2 separate regions of the Homo sapiens genome follow, and region 1 is linked to region 2. A link is an interaction called in ENCODE POLR2A ChIA-PET data of the cell type or tissue named here. Cell type or tissue: Panc1. All regions are shown on one strand.

What was found. Peaks named below come from ENCODE experiments on the same cell type or tissue, not always from the same donor. Only the 100,000 strongest peaks of a DNase experiment are listed, where the experiment ranks them.
Region 1: POLR2A ChIA-PET joins it to region 2 with 10 read pairs; 2 of 35 experiments call an interaction of 5 or more read pairs at or near these places.

The regions. Positions count from the first base shown.
Region 1 is chr4:123,643,777-123,646,276 of GRCh38, reverse strand. No RefSeq gene overlaps it. Among named protein-coding and RNA genes, the nearest start is that of LINC01091, 5.0 kb to the left of the region's middle. In Panc1, no CTCF peak of the experiment used is centred here; no DNase peak of the experiment used is centred here; H3K27ac peaks cover 1,496 bases.
Region 2 is chr4:123,806,001-123,808,500 of GRCh38, reverse strand. All of the region lies in intron 3 of LINC01091 (long intergenic non-protein coding RNA 1091), which reads right to left. Among named protein-coding and RNA genes, the nearest start is that of LINC01091, 160 kb to the right of the region's middle. In Panc1, no CTCF peak of the experiment used is centred here; no DNase peak of the experiment used is centred here; H3K27ac peaks cover 484 bases.

The DNA.
Region 1 (2,500 bases), 160 kb after region 2:
TAAGATAGGCACACCTTGAAAACCACTGCCCTAAGAGGAAGTGGGAGACAAGGGCAATCGCTTCCCACATATGAAGCCCTTTCAGCATCCCCCTCAGTATCAACTCCCTTTTCCCCTCCCAGGAGAGCAAAGAGTCATTTGGGGGGCAGAATACCTGGACTGAACCCTCCGTTGTTTCCAGTGAAAATTGCCAGCTTCTGATTTAAGCTTCTAATATTTAGGCATACATATATATTATATATTATAAACATATACACACATATAAAAGCCCAAATATATGTGTGTGTGTATACATATATATGTACACATCTATATAAGCCTGGTGACAGAGCGACACCCTGTCTCAAGAAAAAAAAAAAAAGCACTTTTGCATGGCTTATTCTCTTTCTTTCCCTGGCTTCGCTCATGAAATCATTGGGTTCTCCTAGAGACATGTCCTTAATTAGTTACCTGCATAAGAATTATCATCTAAAAGGATTCACTTTTGCGAAGGCAGCCTGACACCCAACTTTTCCATTTCTAGCTCAGGGATATCTTGATAAATGTATCTCACTCCTGAGTAAATCAGACATATTGCAAAGAGGAATGATAGTAATTTTTAAATGATGCAAAAGAAATCAGTATTAGTATGTCTCAGAAAGTTCTAAGTTCAAGTTCCTATGTTTCAGATAAGCTATATATATATATATATATATAGAGAGAGAGAGAGAGAGAGAGAGAGAAAGAAAGAGAGAGAGAGAGAGAGAGAGAGAGAGAGAGAGAGAGCCAGGAGTTTGAGAGTAGGATGAGCAACATAGTGAAACCCTATCCCTAAAAAAAAATTTTTTTTTAATTAGCCAGGTGTAGCTAGGACAGTCCTAGCTACTTAGGAGGATTGCTTAAGCCCGGAAGTCCAAGGCTGCAGTGAGCTATGATGGTGCCACTGCACTCCAGCCTGCGTGACAGAGTGAGACACTGTCTCTAATGTCTCTACAATCACCAGCAGGACCCTCAATAGTGTAACTTAGTAGAATTAAATATACTGAGGGCAAAAAGCACGGCTTCTAGGAGCTGAGTAACTTTGTGCAAGTTATTTAATTTCTCCAAGGCTTAGTTTCATATTTGTTAATGTGGGTAATAATACTCACTATACAAGGATTTTTGAAGATTAAGTTTTAAAATCTATCAAGAAATGCCTAGCACAACGTCAGGCATATAATAGGCACTAAATAAATAATAGTTTCTTGTTCCTTGAGACATGTTTCTGAACTGGATTGTACTTTTTTTTCCTGAAATTCTTGAGAATGACTGGATTCCAATTGTTACATGGTACTAGGGGCAGTCTATTAAAAAGTACAGATCCTCATTAACACAATCTGACATGATGCTGGCAGAGCTCTCAAAAACAAGGAACTCATAGTTTTCTTTAGTTTTAGCTTCTATATGAGAAAAAGTTTATTTTTATAGTGTATTTGAACAAATAGAACTGACCTATGTTTTAAAATATATAAAGCTGATTACATGTACAACTGTGTGTCCAAACTTCTGACATGTTAGACTATCATCACTGTTTTCCACTTGGACTCAAGGATGTTAGGTTTCAGCATATGGCTGCCAAGGAATGAAGTCTCATATAGAGTGGGGGCATAAGGCCTGGCCCAACAATCTTCTGTAGGAATCTATGTTCCCACCTAGATTGAGTGCCTAAGCACCAAGTAACACTGAAGCAATAAAATCACTTCTTTTTCATTTTGTTTTGTTTTTAGATGGAATATAGGATTTTATTTTATTTTTATAATTTCAACTTTTATTTTAGATTCAGGGCACACATGTGTAGATTCATTATGTGGGTATACTGCATGATGCTGAGGTTTAGGGTACAATTGATCGTGAGCATAATACCCAACAGTTAGTTTTTTAAACTTTGCCCTCCTCCCTCCCATCTAGTGGCCTCACTGTCTATAATCACTTCTGAGAGAAAAAGAAAGCATGTACCAGAAGAAGGTTAAAAGTAAAAATATATATAAGACATAGAGTTGTAAGAGGAATAGACGAAATTATGAGAAACGGTAAAAAATTAATGAACAATAATTATTGGCAAAGTAGTTAATATAAGAGACATACAGTTCTAGCTTACTATTTGTAATTTCTAAACTCAAAATAAGTCTGTCCAGATGGATGGATGAGTGAATGAATGGATGGGTGATGGATGGATAGCCACAGATATTAAAGATGTTATCATAGATTGATAGCTGTTGAAATGAATTGAATAAGGAAGAGCATATACCAAATTTCTGAACAGGCATACACTACAATTCCCAGATGAAGGCTTTATTTTTCCATGTGTCTTTGTCATTTTCCTTTTATGTATTACCACCTGGTGCCCTTTTGTTCCCCAGCCTAGCCCCATAAGAATGCAAGTTGCTTGGCAACTGATCCATTCACTCAAGTGTCTCAAGGAAATAACCCTAGTTCCTAGGATGGTGCATGATCCAAGTTATTATAGTAAGTTCTAGTGTTT
Region 2 (2,500 bases):
TCACTATGGAACAAAGGAAATCAAACTCTTCAGTAGACCTGAAGAGGGAATATCACAGGTGATGGTACTCCCATGGCTCTACCATTCTTAAATTGATACCACAAAATCAGCAGTCAAGTATACAGGACAGACGTAGGCTTTGAAACAAAATAGACCTTGATTTAAATCCAGCATCTAACAGTTACTATAAGAATGAACCTCAGATAGGCCTGAGCCTTGTAAGAGGTACCATTCCTAGGAAACTGACCTTTGATTCACCCAGTCCCACAACAAGCACTCAAAAATATGCTGAGGTTATTTTGTACCAGTGACTTGCAGATGGTCACACAGATTAAAAAAAAAAAAAAAAGAGCTCATCTGGCAGAATCAGAATCATCACACTGTGTAGCATGCATTGAGTGCACCTGTACCTCCATCTGGGAGTCAGCTACACTGCCTCCTACTTTGTGTAATTGGTACCATACGCTTCCACATCCTTTGTGATTAAAGAAACTTCACATCCTTTCACTTATGTCTTTGGTGCCTCTCCATCAATCATTTCACTATTCTGTGATTGCACTATTGTGACAAGCCCACATTATCTATATGACCTAGACAAATTACTTAAACTTCTGAGTCCCAGTCCCTCATCTGCAGTATCTGGTATGTAATAGCAGTTTAACAAATGATAGCAACGATTAAAACATGATTTTTCAATAATCTCTCAACTGCAACATCTTTTATCTTTCTTTATACTCTTTCTTACTTCATATGCTTAATCATTCACCAAATCACATCAATTCAATATATTTATTCTATGAGCCTTCTTCTTCATTTCCATAAGTTTAGAAAACTCTGTATACTATACCCCTCACCTTCTTGGAAATTTACAAAACATGTTGCTATTTAAAGACTAATAATTCCTAAAGAAAATAAACGTGACTTTATTTAACTCAATGTTAAATGATTGCCTCTAGAACTGTTTTTTGGCTCCCTCATAGTACATGTCTTCATACCTTTCAAAATTGATGTTCCATGGGACACAATTTGAAAAAACCGGGCGCACATACTGAAGCCAAAACTGCCTAGTCTGAAACCCAATAGTCTTTGCCTCAACCCTCTAATCTGAGCAAAACCTCCATTATTGCATCATCTTATCTATTTTCCTTCATAAAATCTCTGCCAAGCTTATTTATTAATTGTTTTCCGAATAGATTCTGTAATTCCTACATTCAACTTTTCCTACCCAGCCCCTCACCCTTTGCCCGCCCCCCCATGACCAGTCTGGAATGCTAATACCCCTCTTCTCACCCACTCAAATCCTATCTGTCCCCTGAGACTCAGCTAAACCTAACCTCCCTTAATCATTGGAGTCTGAAGGGCCTTCTTTAACTGTACCTGTAGAACAATTAATTTGACTTTTAAATATTTCTTTTGTTATTTAAAACATGAGCATTTTGATACATTTTGTCTCTTTAACTAGATTAACTCCTCGGTCACATCTCCATATCTTCATTTACCTTATAGCATCTGACATAGTACCAAACACATATAACATTAACTCAAAAACTATCTGTGGATTTGCTTTAAGGAAATTGTCTTCTCTCTAATAATGTAAATAGGTATGAAGGAGCTTTTGCTACTGCATGGAACCACATACTTTTAGCATCTGTGCTGGCTGCAGTAAGTTAGACAACACAAATATTCAAAAGCTGGATTGAAAAGCTTTGAAAAGAAATTAAGTTATTCTGAAACTTTAAGTTCTTCCATTACAAACTAAGAGCGAAACATAAGCCATGAAAAATTTGACCTAAGAAAAGATTCAGGATAATTAAGGCAGTTTTTAACTTAGCTCTACAATAATAAATAATGAACCCAAATATTGATGTTTAGTGAGGACAGTAACAATATATTTCTAAATAATTTTATTTATTTAAATTTGATTCATTTTTATCTTGATTTAGTTATAAAACAAAGTAGTCCAAATTTACAGTCTTTATATTTGTACTGTAACTGTCATTTTAAAAATCTGCCTATATATTTTTTACAAAAGAAATCTGCAGTATTTCTTTCCCATAAGAAATACTGCCTACTACCAGTGTCACTCTTGCTTTTCTCACCAAATATGGCAAAATTCTAGGATTTTAGATCTATGTAGGAATTCTAACCAACGATCTTAGCCCAAGCTATCTAGTCACCCAGATGAAAACAGTTCTGTGGTTCTGTGTCTGTTTTCTCACTCCACTGCATGTGGGAAATTCATACAAACCTAGGGCAAGCCCAGTTAGCATACTGTTTTTATGTTGTTGTGTGTTTATAAAGGAGTAATTCTAAAAGTAGATATTACATGTGTGGGAAAGTATGATGAGCTCACAATGAAAATGAAATTTATTACTATTCAGAGATTTGGGAGAAAAGTCAAAGATAAAAGAGACAGGATAAAGTGGCAAGTCACTGGAGATTAAAGGTCAGCATTCTTATAGAAAACATTAAACAGTGCAGTTTTGTATGAAATTAAGAG